2 separate regions of the Homo sapiens genome follow, and region 1 is linked to region 2. The links are chromatin loops, found by intact Hi-C in ENCODE. Cell type or tissue: K562. All regions are shown on one strand. Links, peaks and the distances in the headings refer to the core of each region. The heading gives the core; the rest is flanking DNA.

The links. Peaks named below come from ENCODE experiments on the same cell type or tissue, not always from the same donor. Only the 100,000 strongest peaks of a DNase experiment are listed, where the experiment ranks them.
Region 1: it touches region 2 in a loop (3.0-fold over the local background); 1 of 110 quality-filtered maps calls a loop at or near these places.

The regions. Positions count from the first base shown.
Region 1 is chr4:150,536,388-150,546,846 of GRCh38, reverse strand. The region is part of intron 40 of LRBA (LPS responsive beige-like anchor protein); the gene reads left to right. Among named protein-coding and RNA genes, the nearest start is that of LRBA-AS1, 37 kb to the left of the region's middle. In K562, for the core only: no CTCF peak of the experiment used is centred there; DNase peaks (open chromatin) are centred at 3,576 and 5,596; H3K4me3 peaks cover 171 bases.
Region 2 is chr4:150,315,252-150,325,710 of GRCh38, reverse strand. LRBA (LPS responsive beige-like anchor protein) reads left to right here. Exons shown (of 57, transcript NM_001364905.1): 50 at 4,343-4,520; 51 at 10,088-10,150. Among named protein-coding and RNA genes, the nearest start is that of DCLK2, 240 kb to the right of the region's middle. In K562, for the core only: no CTCF peak of the experiment used is centred there; DNase peaks (open chromatin) are centred at 4,410 and 6,530.

The sequences.
Region 1 (10,459 bases), core at 3,474-8,473, 220 kb before region 2:
TAAAACCAATGTAGAGAGCTGACCAGGGACATTGCTTTGTTCTACTATATCACCTTTGGGGTAGTTAAATGAAGTTTTTCCAAGTCTGTGAAACAACTAATCGTCATTTTTTAAAACAATTTTACTGTGTTATTATTCCTAAAGTGTCTCTAGAACTTTTCTCTTTCAAGGATAGTGGATTGTGGTAAGGCTAAATGTTTAATGAGTCTCTATGTTAAAGACTGCACTTATCTTCCAATTAACCCCAAGACCACTCTGGTATTTTTGTAAATCCACAGAAGTATTTTGAGTGAGGCCTAAAGGGTAAGCTGCAGGCAGCCTGTGAAAAGTGTAAAAAGACTAACCTGCTAACAAACCTTGTGCAATGGGACAAAGAAAGTTTAATCCGTATTATGGTAAATGCAGGCTTAGTGTCCCAAAAGGGCTTTGCAGAGTGGAGCAAAACAAAGAAGGGGCAGCGCTAATAAAAATCCAGTGCTTTTATTTTTATACACAAAATTGTTGCAAAAGGAAAACTGATAACAGCATTAAGAAAAGGTTTGAATAGTGGTTTTAAATATGATACTAAACATTGTATTTGTTCACCAATTGAATGCAGTTTGTTGTACACAAAGAAGCTAAAAGTAACATGTGCAGCGTGGCCATGTTAATATTGCTAAAGAAACCTTTAGTTGAATAGTATGATTTTAGAGCTTTAGTTCAAAGTCGTAATATCGCAATAGCATTACTTTTGCAAAATACACAAATCTTTCTTCTATATGAAAAATGTGGATTAAAAAAGACTTGCTTGTTCAAGCTTTAACTACAGTAGTTTCTTACATGCCTTCAGAGCTTTGGGGGAAGCATATGCTCTTTGTGACTATACCTGTAATTTTAGAATCATGTAGCCCAAATGGATAGGAAAAAGAAAAAAAAAAACTTTTTCTTTTCTGAATTAGCTGTTGCATCAGAAGTTGAATTTTGGAAAAGTTTGGTTTTTTAACACTCAAAAATCAAAGACCAAGATTATTTTTACTCTAATAAGTAATAGAATATTGAATAACTTTCCTAGCATGAGTTAAAAGAAATTGTTTTCTTGTTTGATCATGTTTTTAATGACTACCTTATTGTTGTTTTAAGATAACTTCTAATCTAACTTTTTATGTCTTTAAATTCTTAACAAATTTGAAATCAAATATTTCCTATCTTAGCCAGTATTCAGTACATATAAACCTATTTTTAAAGCATAAAATGGTTTTAGATATTATATAATTGTTGTTTTGTTCACCTGTTTACCACAGAGTTAAGTTGCGAATTATTTTTTTTAAGCTTAATGTTCACATTTTTATTTTAAAAAGAATTATGATTGTGGTCTCAGAATAATAACAGATTCCCTGGATGGGATTCTAAAGTGCAATAAGTAAAATAAAAGAATTAATAATGAATTTAACTGATAGGTTTCAGATATCACGAAGGATATGAAATTTCAGGAGTAAAATTTTCTGAGATTGTAGCAACAATATCTTAGAATATTGGAATGTATTTTACAATTGATTTGTAATCTTCTTTTGAGGTTAAACTTTTGTATTTATTTTAACTAGTACATTCTAGCTCATATATATGCCAAAGTTTTTCTGAAATAATTTGTATGCATTATTTTTAACTGAGATTACCTTGATTATGGTATTAATAACAAAGATGTTAATTCATTTTATTATGAAATGCTTCATCGTTTTTAAAGGCTTTCATGAGCATAATTTTATTAATAGATCCCAGCTCTTTAAGGTTTGTGGGACAAGCATTAATATTTTCTATTTTACAGAAGAGGAATATGAGGCTTTGTGATGTTAAGCACTTCACATCATCATATAGGTAACAGGCGATACAATCTGAAGTCAAATCTAGGGTTCTGACTCCAGATTCACCACATGAAACTGAAGGCAGTGTAGAAACAAATTGCAATTTTTTCACTTTTTCTTGTTTGTTTTGGTTATCAGAACATTTTATATTCATATGAAGGAATTTATAACGATGGAAGAGAGTATTTTAACTGAATGTTGCAATGCATATGAGCCCTGCCTTAATTTGATATATGTAAGCCCAATTTTAGAAATCAAATGAGGGTGTGAGGGTCAGGCCCATATGTTTAGACCTTGGGAATTCAATAGTGAGCAAGACAAACATGGTTTTTCTTAATGTTACAGAGCTTACATGCCAACAGGGGGTGAACAACAAGCTTCAATATACTGTAGAAATTGCTGTGGCAAGGAAGTGTGGAGTAGCATGGAAATGTATATCTGGGCACTGAATCTATTTGGGGGTCAGGGATAGGAGAAGGGAATTAAAGGAAGGCTTCATTGAGGAAACGACATTTGAAGTGTGAACTGAAAGATGAGCGGTTATTGTATTCCAGGCTTAGGGTAAATGTCAGTTTAAAGAGATAGTTTGTTGAGATGGAGGAATAGAAAGAATTATGGTATGGGAGGCCAAGGTGGGTGTATCACTGGAGGTCAGGGGTTTGAGACCAGCCTGGCCAACATGGCAAAACTCCGTCACTACTAAAAATACAAAAATTAGCTGGGCATGGTGGCATGCACCTGTAATCTCAGCTACTCAGGAGACTGAGGCATGAGAATCACTGGAACCCAGGAGGAGGAGGTTGCAGTGAGCCGAGATCGTACCACTGCACTCCAGTCTGGGCAACAGATTGAGACTCTGTCTTGAAAGAAAAAAAAAAAAAGAAAGGAAGAATTATGTTTGGAGCTGAGGGTTTAGTAAGCAGATTGTAGGAGGCAAAGCTGGACAGGTAGACAAATGCCAGTTGATACTATTCTAAGGACAGTGGAGACTACTGAAGAGCAGTAAGCTAGTAACTAAACCCAATCAGATTTGTTTCTTTAAAAGTTTAATTTGGGGATGTTTGTATTCTAAAAGTGCTGTGTTTTACAAGCTTTCATAACTTTAGGTCATAACATGTACATATTAATATATATAAAATATATTTTAGTTGCCCTTTTAGTATGTAAATGACTGGTATTTGTTGAGGTACTTTGGTAATAAAATGCTATACTTCAAAAGATTGGGACATGTCTGACTATTTTGATGTGATGATTGTCTCATATACTTACTGAATAAGAAATTGGTTATTTCTAGTGTTGCTGCTGTTGAAACCTTTTCTCGGGAAGCAATCATAAATATAATGACCATATATGTAAATCTAATTTTCTGGGATTGATCCAATTGCAAATATTTTTTCTGGTAGTGAGATTATGTGTCAAATGATAGTTCCCCAATTTCTATTCAGAAAATAAGTTTACCATTCATAAAAGTTTCTGTAATCATCCTAAAAAGTGTCTAAAGAAAACCAAAGATCATGATTGCCTCTTCTGCGTCAAGAAAATATTTGGTTAAAACAGATAAGTGGATAGTTACTCATTTTCTAAACTACCTATTTGAACAAAATGAAAAGGATAGGACATGGCAAATTTCAGTTCACATAGCTGGCAGTGGATAGTATCTCCTTTCTAAGTGTGAAATGTTATTCCTGGACATTAAACAAATTCAGGATGTATTCCCTAGTGCAAGCTCCCTCTTGGCAACAAGATATAGGAGTTCAATGTGTATACAGAGATAAGAATGACATGTAATTTGTGTTAGAATTTGACTGTTAATTGTGTATAAAGCTGTGGCCTTTTCAAGTCCCAACATTTGGCAGGATCGTTAATTGGGGGAAAGAGAGGAAGTTTGAATGAAATTACATGTAGAAAAGATAGACATTTACATAATTAGCAAAGCCCCTTGAGTTAATAAATATGTGTTCTAGTTTTTTGTGGGGGACTGGTGAATTTTGGGACACTTATGTTTTTGGTAATAAAGATGGCAATTTATTTGCATTTTTGTATTTTAATGTTAAGCCTCATTATAAAATTATTTTGGTCTAATTTTTTAGTACCACCAGACTATCTAAAATTTTCTTGAAGTTTGCTATGAAACCTTAAAATTTTTTTGTATGATTATGGATGTGTCATTATCAGATTCATAATTATATGGAATAGAAATTCTGAAGATTGGGTGATTTTAAATCATTGAGTTTGTTTTTCGATTCTGGATTTGTCTTTTAAGAACATTCATAGCTAGGTGTTACAGGAAGCAGGAACTGGCTAGCATCATCAATGCCTTATAAATATTTTCATTGCTTTGTGTTTATATTAACTTTCCTTTATTGATTTCTTCTCGTTAGCTGCAGAAAACAAATTCAGTATTCACTTTTTATAGTAATAAAAAGGTGGTAAAATCATGTTTAATATTTTTGATATGTGCAAGACAGAGTTTATGTCTGATTTGGTCATAACCCAAATACCCAAATTTCTAATATTTAGCACAATGTCTGGTATATGGTAAGTGCTTAATACATGTATCACAAATGAAGGAAAAGGTCATAACAATAACAAGAAATGACACTTTTAATGTGTGATATGCTGTAAGTTTTATATACATTAACTCATTTAATTCTTACAATTATTATTTCTGTTTTATAGCTGAATGAGCTAAGAGAAATTAATTAGTTTGCCCAGCATTGCTAGAGCTAGTTTTGAACCCAGGTAGTCCAATTCCAGAATTCATGCTCTTACCCATTGGTTATACTGCCTGCCTGCAGGAAACCAGAGGATAGGGGAGGAGCAAGGTTTAGAGACACTTGTGAGGCAATGAACCCATTTTTGTTTGAGATTGATTTCAAAAGTAAAAAGCTGGTTAATAAGTACTATAAATTTTAAAATACTATTCTAAAATGCAATGCATGATTCAGACATAACATATGCTTTATTGCTTAATTTTACATATTAGTATGCAATATATGCAGTAAATATTGTAAGTATTTTTCCATTTATTTACTTTCAAGGTATTTCTGTCTTTAAATCTAAATGGAGTCTCCCGAGGCAGGTGGATTGCTTGAGACCAGCTCAAGACCAGGTTGGGCAACATACCGAGACACTGCCTCTACAAAAAAAAATTTTTTTTAAATTAGCCAGGTGTGATAGTGTGCACCTATTGCTGCCTGAGGCAGGATGATCACTTGAGCCCAGGAGTTCAAGGCTGCAGCGAGCTATGAGGTTCAAGGAAGCATCCACTGCACTCCAGCCTGAATGACAGAGCAAGACCCTGTCTCTAAAAATAAATGAATTATAAAGTGAGTCTTCTGTAGATAGTATATAGTTGAATCATTAAAATAGCATAAAACGGTACTAGACACTATAAAAATGTATTTAAACTTCTGAAATTGATACCTTTTAAAAAATCATTTATTCTATTTTTTAATATTTTCCTTCCTTAGGTGTTTTTTCAAAGAGGAGAAATGTCTATATTTGGCATGTTCTTAAGAACTGTTATATATGAAGTAGTTTGGATGGCAGTAGTTTCAGAAATATATTTTAAGAAAACTGATAGGACTGTGAATTTTGAAAGGAACCAATGTTCCAGCTTAACCTCCTTCTCCTGTCCCAGTTTTTCCAGCTTTCCTTGAAGCTAGGACTGATCATTAGGTATATTTTTTGCCAGCAAGAGATAAGTAGAAGCTGGGTTGGAGTTCTGGGAAACCTTTTTATAGGTGGAGCTGACTCAGCTCAGTCATGCTCTTTGGTCTTTATCCTTCTCCTTTCCCTTCTTCCTCCCTGGAACTTAAACATAATACGTGGAACAAGCCAAGAAAATAATAGAACCCCGAGCCTTTATACTATTTGAGCCATTGAACTGACTAAATCCAGTAACTGGCTAACTTTCGTTTACCTTTGTTATTTGAGAAGAAAGGAATCTAAGCTGCCTACAACATTTTTTAGTTAGGTTTTCTGTTACTCATATGTAAATTTTCCTAGAACTGATAAAGCCACCATTTTTTGAGGACAGTAATGGTTATGATTTCCGCTGCTCTATATTAGCATTATAAAATTCATCCTGAAAATCAGAAAAGTTTTGCTGTTTAATGGTGCATCTATATGGTTAAAAATTTACAGCAACAAAAATAGCTTTAAATTTTGAGTTTATGCTCTCTAGTTTCTAAGCAAGATGTTCTTTAAAGTTGATTTTGCTGACACAGGGCCCTTCTTAGCTTCTGTGGCTGTATTTCTGCTAGATAATTGCACCAACTTATATGACACATGTATATCACTGAGTTGTGTAATAGTAACATTTTGAAAGTTATAAAGGAAAAACACTTTTAAGAAAGTATAAGTTGCTATTGTTATTAAGGAATGTATTATAAACATTCTTACAATTGCTTTTTGTTGAGTTACTTTACAACTACAAAATTAAGCCAGGCTATTTTGTAAAACAATAGCATGCCTTAAAATCTTCATTTTTATTGTTTTTCAAAATGTTGGCTGGGCGCTGGTGGCTCATGCCTGTATACCCAGCACTTTGAGAGGCTGAGGCAGGCGGATCACATGAGGTCAGGAGTTCAAGACCAGCCTGGCCAACATGGTGAAACCCCGTCTCTGCTAAAAATACAAAAATTAGCCGGGTGTGGTGACGCACATCTGTAGCCAGCTACTTGAATCGCTTGAACCTAGGAGGCTGCAGTGAGCCGAGATCGCGCCACTGCACTTCAGCCTGGGTGACAGAGTGAGACTCCGTCTCCCAACAACAACAACAACACCCATAAAAACCCATCCCAAATGTTCAGCATACTACCTAAGAGTATTATGGTCTGTTTTCGAGAATGCAAAAATAATGGTCAGTTTATATTATTAAAATGTCCGTAAAACCTAGGTATTTTGTGATATTCTTTATTAAGTAGCAAGACATATAACGGAAAGTAAGTTAGCTATGATTTAATTTAAAAGCTATTCAGTATACTTCAAATGACATAAATACATAAAAATTAAAAAATAAAATACTAAACATTAAAAAACTTTCAAATATTAATACGATATTTGTGAGTACATAAATGTTTTTATTCCTTTACTGATGTTTAACGAACTGATACTCTAAAAGATATTCCTAGAATTTTATTTCTGATAAAATATACAGTTTCAGTACTGACAAAGTAATCTTGAATAGTCTTCTCGGCAACACCTTTTCTACTTCCCTTTGTGAACTTCTAGATGTATATGTATCTCAGTTACTGTTCTCCAGATCACTTAGCACACTGAGTAGTGTTCAGGTCAATTAATGTATAATATTCTGGTATATGTTACGTTGGATTCTAGTGAGGCCATACAATCACTGCCACTTCCAGGTAACTATTCAGAGCAGATATATTGTTTAAGATGCGCTTAAGACTATGTTGATACTGTGAATCTCCTTTCGACTTTATAAGACTACTGGTATTAATTTCAATTGAAAACTCTTGTTTAGATTTATTTCAGAATGTTTCCAACTTTTAGAGATAGGGCATTGGAAATCTATTTTGGACTGAATAAGGAAAGTAATATAAACACACAAAAAATGGCAAGTGAAAGAAGAAAATACCTTAGAATAGCCTAGTTTAGAAATTGGGGTAAAAAATTTTTTATGGCTAACATTTTTCAGATGAAGAAATTGAGGTGCAGGGCTGTTAATAACTTACCCAGTTCATGGTACAGCCTCAATTTAAACAAACTGCTGGGCACTGTGGCTTATGCCTGTAATCCCAGCACTTTGGGAGGCCGCAGCGGGCGGATCACGACGTCAAGAGATTGAGACCATCCTGAACAACATGATGAAACCCCATCTTTACTAAAAATACAAAAATTAGCCGGGCATGGTGGTGCGTGCCCATAGTCCCAGCTACTCGGGAGCCTGAAGCAGGAGAATTGCTTGAACCCAGGAGGCAGAGGTTGCAGTGAACTGAGATCATGCCACTGCACTCCAGCCTGGGTGACAAGAATGAGACTCTGTCTAACAAAAAAAAAAAGTTAAAGGTTTTTAAAACCCTTAACTTTTAGATTCAGAGGCTACATGTGCAGGTTTGTTACATGGGAATATTGAATAACACTGAGGTTTGGGGTAGGAATGATCCTGTCACCTAGGTAGTGAGCATAATACCCAATAGGTAGTTTTTTGTTTTTTTTTTTTTTTTGAGACAGGGCCTCACTCTGTAATCCGGCTAGAGTGCAGTGACATGATCTTGGCTCACTGAGCCTGGGCTCAAGCAATCATTCTGCCTCAGCCTCCCAAAGTGTTGGGATTGGATTACAGGTGTGCGCCTGGCCAGTAGATAGTTTTTCACCCCTTTTACCCCTCCCCATCTCCCCCCTTTAGTAGTCTCTAATCTCTCTTGTTCCCATCTGTATGTCCATATGTACCCAGTGTTTAACTCCCATTTATGAATGAGAACATGTGGTATTTGGTTTTCTGTTCCTGCATTAATTCACTCAGGATGATGGCTTCCAGCTGCATGCACGTTGCTGCAAAGGACATGATTTTATTCTTTGTTATGGCTGTGCAGTTTTCCATGATCTATATGTACCATATTTCCTTTATCAACCCCACTGTTGCTGGGCATCTAGGTTGATTCCTTGTCTTTGCTATTGTGAATAGTACTGCAATAAACATACCAGTGCATGTGTCTTTTTGGTAGAATGATTTATTTTCTTTAGAGTATATATCCAGCAATGGGATTGCTGGGTCAAATGGTAGTTCTGTTTTCAGTTCTTTGAGAAATCTCCAAACTGCTTTCCACAGTGGCTGAACGAATTTACATTTCCACCAACAGTGTATAAAAGTTCTCTTTTGTCTGCAGCCTCACCAGCACCTGTTATTTGTTTGCCTTTTTAATAATAGCCATTCTGACTAGTGTGAGATGGTATCTCATTGTGGTTTTGAATTGAATTTCTCTGATGATTAGTGATGTTGAGCACTTTTTAATATATTTGTTGGTTGCACATTGGACACATTTGAGAAGCTTCTGTTCAATGTCTTTTGTTCGCTTTTTTTTTTGAGACAGAGTCTCGCTCTGTCACCCAGGCTGCAGTGCAGTGGTGTGATCTTGGCTCACTGCAACCTCCCCCTCCTGGGTTCAAGCAATTTTCATGCCTCAGCCTCCCAAATAGCTGGGACTACGGGCGTGCACCACCATGCCTGGCTAATTTTTGTATTTTTAGTAGAGATGGTGGTCTCACCATGTTGTTCAGGCTGGTCCTGAGCAACTGCTGACCTCAAGTGATCCACCTGCCTTAGCCTCCCAAAGTGCTGGGATTACAGGTGTAAGCCACTGTGCCCGGTCCTTTGTTCACTTTTTAATGGGGTTCTTTGGGTTTTGCTTGTTGAATGAAGTTTCCTATAGATTCTGGATATTAGGCCTTTGTCAGATGCATAGTTCGCAAATATTTTCTCCCATTCCATGGGTTGTCTGTTTACTTGGTTGATAGTTTCTTTTGGTGTGCAGAAGCTCTTTATTTTAATTAGATCTCAATTGTCATTTTTTGTTGACATTGCTGTTGCAATTGCTTTTGAGGACTTGGTTGTAAGTTCTTTGCCAAGGCCAATGTCCAGAATGGTACTTCCTAGGTTTTCTTTTAGGATTTTTATAGCTTGAGGTCTTACCTTGAAATCTTTCATCTATCTTGAGTTAATTTTTGTATATTTTGAAAGGCAGTGGTCCAGTTTCATTTTTTGTGTATGGATACCCAGTTATACCGGCACTATTTATTAAATAGGCAGTCCTTTCGCCATTGCTTATCTTTGTCAACTTTTTAAAACTTTTGTTGTAGGTGTGCAGCTTTATTTCTGAATTGTCTATTCTGTTCCATTGGTCTATGTGTCTGTTTTTGTACCAGTATCATGCTGTTTTGGTTATTGTAGTCTTATAGTATAGTTTGAAGTCAGGTAATGTGAAACCTCCAGCTTTGTTCTTTTTGCTTAGGATTGTTTTGGCTATTCAGCCTCTTTTTTGCTTCCATATGATTTTAGAATAGTTATTTCTAATTCTGTGAAAAATGACATTGGTAGTTTGAGAGAAATAGTGTTGAATGTGTAAATTGCTTTGGGTAGTATGGCCATTTTAATGATATTAATTCCTCCAATTCATGAGAACGGAATGTTGTTCCATTTGTTTGTGTGATCTCTGATTTCTTTTCACAATGTTATGTTGTTCTCTTTGTGGAGACCTTTCACCTCATTTGTTTATGTGTGTGTGTGTCTATTATAAATGGGATTGTGTTCTTGATTAGGCTTAGAGCCAAAATTGAAAACCAAACAATTTAATCCAGAGCTGTTGCATTTTAAAATTAATTCATGTAAACATTTTTTAACGCTGATTAGTTTGTTTTATACTGTTCATGGAAATACATCATATACTGAAAACTGCACATAATTGTACAACACACTAACTTTTTGCAGAGTGGACAGAATGATAAAACCAGCAACTAGAATAGGAAACAGAATGTTACCAGCACCAGAAGCCACCTTTGTGCCCCAAAATCGACCGCAATTGAAATTCAGTCACTACCACAAGTGAAATGCTGAAGGGTTTTAAAATAAATTGGTACCCAACAGTCCATTCCTA
Region 2 (10,459 bases), core at 3,574-8,573:
GTGGGTTTGTTTTTTTATGCAATATTTGTTAACCTGCTAACAACCAGCAGATGTTATTGCATTGTCTCCTGGAATCTTTGAGAAGGTAAATGTTGCTCCAGTGCTCTTGTATTTCATCAGTTGGTGTCTTGTGTTACAGAATTGAAAGGTCCATAATTGTCATGAATCCTCACTGTAGGATAAAGGACTCCAGACATAGGGTTGATGACTTTTCTGGTTTGATTCTCTGAGTTTCTAGATTAGTTTTGCTGTTGTGTTTATTCTTTACATCCCAATATATTTTTCAGTTTGGGAATTTTAAAACAAATTCTAATACATAAGATATTGTTACTGAAGGTCAGGGACCACAGTGAGGAGAAAAATGATGGTTTGGTATAACAAACCACCCAAAACTTAGTGGCTTAAAACAATCATGTATTGTATTTCTCATGATTCTGAGGGTTAGATGAAAATCTTTTCTGCTCTTTTCACCTCGCCTCACTCACACACTGCTTGGGGGTGGGCTGATGTAGCCAGGCTTCTCTTTCCATGTGGCCTTTCATCCTTAAGGAAGCTAGACCAGGCCGCTCCCATGGTAGGAGCAGTCCCATGAGAATGAAGACAGACAGAAGCAGCCAGACTTCTTGAGGCTTGCTTTTGAACCTACACATCATTTATGCCACATTTCATTGGTCAAAGCAAGTCAAAAGTCAGCCCAGAATCATGGGTACGGAAATAGACTTGAGCTACAAAATAAGGTGGCCATTTTACCTTTATAGTTCCTGAAATTTCAGGGGGAAAATTCTTCAATGAGGAAAAAAAAATTGGCAGAGTAACAAATTGAAGTGCGTGATTAAAATAATTTTTAAGGAATAGACTATACATATTGTTTTTCAATTGTCCCTCATAAAAAGAAGTTGCTCATTGCTGTTTTAAATTAAGAATAGAAACTACAAAGTCTGTTCCCGTAAATATAATTAACAATTATATAAAGTCAAATTCCATGTTGTGGTGTAGAGATAGCAGAATTTTGATAAATACTGGGAAGGAAAGAGTAGCAGTGAAGAAAGTAAGAAATAGAGAGGAGGCCCTGCTACCTCTGGCTCTTTTTTCCTTTTTTTTTTTCCTTTCTCTTCCCACATCACCTTCTGTGTCTTTTTTTCCCTCTGTGCTCTTTGTCATTTTCTTTCTTCTTCCAAGATTTTTTCTCCTTCTTTATCTAGCAGTATGAATTGGCCATCATAAGCTATACACATTTTAAAAATTGTTTGCATCACTCTTTCCCCTACATGTTTTTAAATCAGTAAAATCAGATTTAGATGAACGTGAAGAGTGACTTTAGTGGGCAGAAGACTACATAGATAGCAAACATTTAGCAAGAACAATGGAAGATAGTGCCATAAAAATAGTAAGAATGATTTATGTTTGCATTTGGAATTAGCTTTAGTAATAGCTTGCCATTGAGACTCAGGCTGCATTGGTGCTGGCAAATGGAAGCACCTCCTCTGCTCCATTGACTTTCTGCTGGGGTCACTGCCCAGCCTTCTTCCATGGCAGAGGCTTATTGGCTCATACAGGCAGAGCAGCTTTGCTATCCCGAGGGTGAGAAGGCGGGGAAGGCTCATGCTCATATAAGGATGGGAGGCCGTCTTTTCCATTACCTTTATCCTCTGAATTGAATACCTGAACTCCTCTTCAGACTTGCACAAATTGTGTTTTTCGCTTTGTCCATATGTGCATGGGGAAAAGGCAGTTTAAAAAGAAACCAGAGTTGTCAACAAATGTATACTTAATCTGGGAAAACTGATGAAACCTGGCTAGCAATTTCCTACTTGTACCCCAGCCTTGGCTCACAGAGGTACCCAGTATTAAAAGAGGCTTTGTTTCTCTTATCCCTGTTTTACCAGTTGCTCTGCTCATCTGCAGCTGCTGCTGTCACTGCAGAGTAGCCTAGTAGTGTGGGGTATGGTTTTCTTATTTCTGGTGTTTCTCATTCATGCTTTTTAGCCAAGGATATATGATGAAACGCCCAAGAGAGTTTCCTGCTACTTGCCTGCATCAGGAGCTCTAGTCAGGATGGGGTATGGAGGAGCAGACTAGAGGGACAGATATTTGTACGAAGGCAGTGGACATTTCTGGACATGGTGTCTGCAGCTTGCTGTGGAAGGTGGCTGGTCCTTGCCGTGTGGCTTAGAGTTGGCCCACCAGAGTCACTATGTAAACAAGACATTCTTCCTACACATGAGAGATTTTTTTTGTGTTTTTTAAGGGCATAAACATTGGAACTATTCAATTTGAGCCTAATTATATTTATAGTATGAGCTGTTAAGCTCAGAAATATGTATGTACTTCCTTTCAGTGAGATTTTATGATTATGTTGTACTCTGATTTTCTCTGAGTTTATAAATTGACTTTCGTAAATATTATTTAAAAACTACATAATTGAAAAATAAGACTTGGTACTTGGAAATGATGTTCATTTCCTTTTCCCAGGACTTCTTTAAAATTAGCTTATGGGATATTTTCCTTCATGTTGCTCCCTGTTTCTCATTTTTACCTAATTTCACAGAATTCCTTAAAAACTATATAAAACGTTCTTTGTGTGACAAAAACTAGTGATACTAGGGTTTTAAAAATCAAAGGCCACATATTTATTGTTTTTAGTAACATTCAGATGAGCTCCCCCATCAACCATCAATGCATCCCCACACACACACACACACACACACACACACAGAGACACACACAAATATAGCAGAAATTAAAGCCACCTCGTGCTGCGTTAAGTGCATGAACCATAATATACACCAGGTGTAGTAATTAGCAGGCACACGAAGGCTGCCTATTTGTCTGGTTTTGCTGCTGTTGCTGTATCCCCCTGTGTTTTCACACCATCAGATAGTTGGACTTAATTGAGGCCACATCAGATGAGGCATTACTGACACCTTTAATTGAATGAGCATCCAGGGAGGATTAACTCATAATATTGATTGGCTTTTAGCCACTTGCTCAGAAGGGTGTCCGGGTAGCTTATTAGTTGCCTTTATTTACACCTTTATGCAAAGAGTGCAAATAGGAATTCTTAGTGCAATATGTTTTTCTAAGTACTCTTAATAACTTTTTTAAAAGGACTGATAATAAAAATGCAAATGTATTTAATTTTTTATTACCAGTTCTGAATAAATATGTGTTAAATATATGTGCCTCCACATTTACATATTACCTGGTGTTTTGAAATATGGCAGAAGGAAAGCAGCCAGAAGCATTTCATCAAAGTGTTTCAATTCTGAATGATACTAATCAGCTATTAGAAAACAGACATGGTAGGAGAGAATTGCTGAAAATGTACAGTGCAATTACTGTATGATAGCACACCACCACAAAGTATAAATAAAGCCAATAAATCAGAGCAGTGTTATATATGTCTTGGATTATGACATATGGGTTGTAAGAATGTTCCAAATCCTTAGTAGTCTTCAAGATTTATTTGGTTGCTGGTTATTAGAACAGACAGTGTTTCATTTAACATTTTCAATTACTCTGTTTTTTGAAGGAGAAATCAAAAAAGTCTTGAGCTCTAGTTTTGTTTGTTTTTTAACCAACAGGGAAGAGGAACACCTAGGTATTTCTCTTTATTCCTAGCTACAGCAGAAAGCAGTAGCATTTGCATTACAATAGGCAGTGTTTATGATTTGGTACACTATATAAATATATTGTTTTTACAAGTACATTTATGCATTGCTTTCAAACACCTTTATAATTAAGTTTGTATATTACGTTCATAAGTTATTTCTCTACTGTAATAATATATGCATGCAGTCTAACTATTGTTTATAAATGTATTTGTTTTCATTACCTCTTTGTAGTTGTCAAAATCTTCCTGCTAACTCAACACAACTTTTGATGATCTTTGGAAATTACCTTGTCTTGCTTTTATGCCTGTTGTCCATTCTTACTGTTTTTTTAGTGCTAAAAGATCATTATGTGACACGATAGCAACCAGAATGGTTTAATGCAATCCCCAGCACTTTGCCTGTGTAGAATCTAAATCAAATCATTCTTTTAGTTTTTCGTGGCAGTGGGGAGGGAAAGGGAGCTCATAAAATTTATAAATTTTAAAGTGTTTCTGTTAATGTATTCTACTTCAGTCCCCCAAAATTCCAACTAACGACATACATGAATAACAGATCATGACTGCTGTTTCTACAAGCCTTTCTGCTCACTGTGCTTCCACTTACAACTCATGTTAATATGGTCTTCCTCTTCTTTTCCTGCACCCCCTCTCTTTCTTGTCTTTCTTCATCTTTTCCTTCTTGTCTATTTGGGTCTTGTCATGCCCACTCAACAGTATCTCCTCCTGCAGAGTCCATTGATGTTCACAGACAAAGCCCAGCAGGATGTTATCATGGTCCTCAAGTTTCCCTCCAACTCCCCTGTTACTCACGTGGCAGCCAACACCCAGCCTGGTTTGGCAACTCCCGCTGTGATCACAGTCACTGCTAACAGGTTATTTGCGGTGAACAAATGGCACAACCTTCCTGGTAAGTAAAGAAATACCATTATAAGGCATGGTAACTGCTGAACACTGTGTAATACCCACTTAAATATAGCATATCTCAACATTTAAGCTTTTAATTTTCAAGCATTAGTCTGAATCAAATTGTTTAATAGTTTGAAAGGCTTAAAAAAGGCCCACGTGAGGCATATAGTACAAATGTTAAAAACATAAACTACTTTTTAGCTTCTGGTGGTTTATCTTTATTCTTGGAGATAAATATTGTTTCTAATATAGTATTTTAATATAATGATATTCTATATTATGTCCATAAACAGTATATATTTATTTATTTATCAAATGTTTCTCTTTTTTACTTTCATTTTACTTAATAAACACTTGGGTTTTTACAAATTTTTGTTTGTTTTTAGAGACAAGGCCTTGCTCTGTCACTCAGGCTGGAGTGCAGTGGTGTGATCATAGCTCGCTGTAGCCTTGAACTCCTGGGCACAAGCAATCCTCCTGCCTCAGCCTCCTGATTAGCTAGGACTACAGGCACGCAGCACCATGCCTGGCTAATTTTTTTTAACTTTTCGTAGAGATGGGCTCGCTATGTTGCCCAGGCTGGTCTTGAACTCCTGGCCTCAAGCAGTCCTCCTGCCTCAGCCTCTTAAAGTGTTGGGATTACAGGCATGAGCCACTATGTCCAGCCACAGTAAACAATTCTGATTGTCTATTATGTGCCAGAAACTGTACCTTTTTGTGCTTGGCATGGTAGTATTGGTAGTATTTGTTGAGGATAATAGAAAAAAAAAAGAACACTTAAATTACATAGCCAAAATATTGAATATCTGTAAGTACCTTCTGTTCTTCCATTAAATGCTCAACACAGTCATGCTCAACTGAAATAACCATTAGAATCATAAACAGTGCAGATTTAAAGAGGCATTGAAAGTTTATCTACTCCAGCCATGTTTTGCCAGTGAGGACACTGAGCCCAGGGAGCTCGCCTTATTCTGCATCAAATATGCCCAGTCAGTGGCGGAGTTTGAGCCCAGGTTTTCTCACTCAGATTTTATGACCACCCCTCTGTAATGTATTCTCTCTCATTAGAGCAGGAAAGTTGGGACCTGGATTTAGCACTGTTCTCTTTGGCCAGTTAGAATTTTTTTTAAGAAGAAGGAAAATCTTTTAAACTTCTGGAGATTATAGACTTTTTTCCCAAGCCGTTGTTTTAGGTAGGCAAATTTAAAAGATACATTTTAATAGTTCATGAAATTGTCATTAAATCTCTGAAGTGTGCATAAAGCACTGCTCGTTAGAATACCTGAAATGGTTGCAAAAATACAAGTTCTTGAACAAGGACCTCATGCCAAATTAAATGCAACAGCTTTCACAAGGGAACAGAATTGACATTCAAACAAAAACTTGGTACATTGACTAAGCTCAATAAGGTATACCTACCACAAAGAATCTGTAGTTGGTATTAGAATTGATTAAATATAGCCATTTTCCTGGGTATATTGGAAATGAAACGATGCAAATAAATGCCAATATTTGACTACAAAATAGATTTCAGAAAAGGTAGAGACAGTAAAAATGGAGGCAGATATTTAATATCTCTATTATTATGTCCTTTTATTCTTTTTTCTTTAAGTAAACTTCTCTTACAGAAGTAAATATTTATGAAAATAACATACTTATATTTTGGGACTAAATATTACAATTTATTTAAGAAACGTGATTTTTTTGTTTCTCTAAACACTTTTTAGAAGAAAAACATGCTGGTGATATGTTCTATCAAATACACTAGAGGATTTACCTACTCTATGTGCGGTTACCCTTAGAGCTTTGCACCAGCATGTGTGACTTCAGGACCACCAATGATGATGCTTATCCTGGGTGGCTGTTTGTGGCAGCCCTGAGAGCTTCTTCAGTTTAAACAGAGTGACATCAGATGTGAGGAGGGGCAAACCTTGCAACTGCTGGAAAGCCCTGACTGTACTCTGCCCCCATCTTTACTTTAGCCTAGGAAGAGCTGGCTCAACGGGAACTGAGCTGGCTCAACCACAGGGCTCCTCGGTCTCCAGCTGATTTCAAGTTTTAGCACTGATAACCCTAAGCATTTAAGACCCTACGCGTTGATGACTAAGCTTCTGGCTTTCACCTTTCCAGCAAGCTGGTGTCCCTCACTACAAAGCTTGCTTCCCTTAATACCTAGTGGTCAGGTATTATCTTCTCCACTTCCAATTTTTCTATAAATAAATATGTAAAGTGATTTAGGGGTAGAGTCTCACTGCTGGAGTACCACTTAGGATGCATCCAACTGTTCCCAGTCCTGGCTCACCTTTCTGTAAGATAGCTAGGGGAACTGCAAGGTTCTGCAGAATCTTGCCTATATTTCTGTTCAGTGAGCTTTCATTGTGTCTATAACCATGTCATTAGAGATGTTTGTCTTCACCCTTTCCATACATACTGCCTTTACAGTATGACACAGCAACTTTTCACCAGAAAAATACAAAAAGCGATAACATATGGGAATACACCACAGGCAGTTATCTTTCTAGAATGTGATCTCCAATTTGAGCTGCACCTGCAACTAAGAATATTAAGCGTTTATTATATTAAGTCTATGCTTCATTTTAGGTATGTTTACATAAATCTAACCTTTCATTCTATCTCTTGCTACCTTTACCTGTCACTATGCCTTGATTTAAAACAAACATCAAAAATCCCTGACAGTTTTTCTTTGGTAAATATCAAATCCATATTACAATATTTATTTTTTTAATTTTAGGTTCTGTTTCTTTTCTGAGGATCTATGATTTCCATAGCTCATTCATTAGACAGCTGGTTCCCCTCAGTTCTTTGAGTAGTGTCTGATTTAGAAAATAAATAATCTTTAACCTCCCTTCTCATTCAAAGGATCTTGAAAACCTCCAAAAATTAGAATAACACCAGCAAATGTTTATAGAGCATTTTTCTAGTTTCTAAGATTTTCCTTCTTCTTAAAAAAAATTCTAACTGGTGGCCAAAAAGAACAGTGCTGAATCCAGGTCCCAACTTTCCTGCTCTAATGAAAGAGGGGAGAGGTGGTCATAAAATCCGAGTGAGAAAACCTGGGCTCAAACTCTGCCACTGACTGGGCATATTTGATGCAGAATAAGGCGAGCTCCCTGGGCTCAGTGTCCTCACTGGCAAAACATGGCTGGAGTAGATAAACTTTCATGCCTCTTCAAGTAGTGTTTTAATCATTTTATGTGTATTAACTCAATCTTCTTAACAACCTGAGGATGTAGGTTCTGTACTTAGGTTGAAACCATATGAAATCGCGTTTTTTTATAGGTCAAAACAGTCAGTTATTGGCAATTTCATATGGTTCAATCTAACCTATTTTATAGATCAGGAAATTGAAACATAGAGATTACATAACTTGACCAAGTTCATACAGCCAGTCAGTGGCAGAAGTAGGATTTGAAGCATCAGCAAACCTCCTTAAACCCATTTCACTGACAGTTTGGTTTAAATGTTTCTAAGATCTCAGATTATCAGAGAAGTAGAGGGAAATTCTAAAGGTATTAATGTTGATTGACACTGGTATTGCTGGAAGTAAGTGGCACTATTGGGTAGACCAGAGGCTGTAGTGCATTTTTCCTGGTCCTCCCTTGTGAGTATCCTGTGATTTCTTTGCCAGCAGAGACAGTAATCAGCAAAGACAAATACCTTTTGGGTTTTTTTTAAAAGAGCCGTTGTGGTTTCTTTTCTTCAGCTACTTTAGTTTCTTATACATACTGTAATTTCTAGTGCCAATACTGTACTTAGGTGTTTTATCAGTATTAATGACCTTCCAAACATCTTTAAAAAGTTGGTATTTACTAACTGGAGAAACTATGACAGAGTAAGTATAAAATAATCTAATGAACTTATTGAAATGTACCCCATATTTATTTTCAGCCCCTCAAAGACAGATAGATTTCCTAAAATCTTATGGTAAGACAGGAATAATATATGGTAATCACAGGAGAATAGAAAATTCCAGGCAGCAGTTTCTTGACTATCAAAAGGAAACTGTTGAAATAGCTGCAGAAGCTAAGATCTGATAAGACCCTGAAAAAACCAGGGTGCAGGCCAAGCTGGCTGAGACTGTCTGGACCCAACATGGTGCTGAGTTTGATCTAGGTTTCACATAGGACCTCATTATATGCTCATTAACATACAAATCACACACCCACCAGGGCCATGACCGTTCCAGGAGCACTCATATTTGGTGTAAAAATGGATGGCACCACAGTTCTGAGAAATTGCCACCTTTTTCCAGGAATCTTCATGAACATTCCACCCCTTGGTTAACAGAAACCCATAAAGATAGGAACCCCAACGCCCCTTGTCCACGACTCTCTCTTGAGTACACCCACACTCCCCTTTTGAGTGTGTACTTTTTGCTTTGCAATAAATCTCCATACTTTCACTATTTTCTGACTTGTCCTTGAGTTTCTTCTCACCACAGTGTCAAGAGCCAGGGTTGAGGTCCCACTGGTGTTTGGGGACCTCCCCTAGCCCACCGGTATCAATGGCATTAAGCAGAGCTCTAATACCAACCAAGCAATAATGTGAATGCTTGTGAGTCTATAAAAAGTAGATACTGAGCAGGGTGAATGGCTGAGTCGTTTGGGGAAAATAGTTTGGAAAAGGGCCCAGAATTTAACTGTCAGAACTATGAAGCTGAAAAGATAATCTATTCTGAACCCTGTTTTAGGGTTTATGATTTGCACAAGGTTGCATCAGGTAGTTCCTGATTCCTGATATACTTCCTCTCTACCGAAAGTCCTTCTCCCTTTCAGAGGGAAACAGCCTGCAAAACCTCTCTTCAATTATAAAATAAGTATGCCTGAATCTTTAAAACCATTTTGAGAATTGAACAAAGTATTCTTAGGATAGATTGATTTTTGTTATTCATCTCCTTCTCAGAGTATTTTTAAATTGAAACCATGGAAATATTAAATATTAATAAAACTTCTTTTTAAACCCTCAATCCAATCTTTAAGAAAATATTTCAGCCAAATGCATTTAACTAAAACATTTATCTGCGGATAGCTTTCTTTATTTTTATTCAAACTTTCAATTGATTGATTTTAAGTGATGGATGAAACACTAAATGTTCCCTGACTTAGAGCTTTCCCTTTCTCCATCATAAGTTGACATTTTTGTAGATCCTTTGTGCTGTAGCATTCAAAACTGCCTTTTTAAGAAGTAACAAAAAAATAGTATTTGCTACAGTCAGCAGATGGTTGTCACATTTTGTTTTCAGTGCGCTTTACCACTTAATTTTGTTTTGTTGCAGCATCAGAGGTTGCCAGTCAAGCATCTGCTATAGCTTATGGCCTAGGACTGGAGCCACTGCTGATGGCACAGTTCAGAGCGGCACTAATCTAAAATAAATGTTTAATAAGCTAGCCATAAAAGCACCTGGATTTTTGTTCTTTAAATTTCACAAAACTGCATGAAAGATTTAGAGATTGGAAACAATTCTACATAAGGTTTGACTTATGCATTTTTATGTAGTTTAGTATATAAAAAATAATGCCTTTTTTCTTTATCTTTTGTGAATTCCAGCTCATCAAGGTGCTGTACAAGACCAGCCATACCAGCTGCCAGTGGAAATCGATCCTCTCATAGGTCTGTCACTTCCTTCTCTCTTTGCGATTCATTAAGCTCTGTATGGTGGCCCTGAAGTGTAGATTACAGTTGTTTTTCACTTGCTGGTTGCTGGGAATGGAATTTTCCTGATAAACCATTTGCATGCAAATTGGAATGCAATGAGCTGTGGCTATGCTGGTATTTCATCAACTCCCCCTCGTTGGTTTGCCTAATTTGAACAGGCCTAGGACGCGTGTCACTGAAAATTAATATGGATGCTGTAATAATGTGTGATTGAGAATGCGCATGAAGTACTGTCAGGATAATATTGGATCTTTTCATCACTCA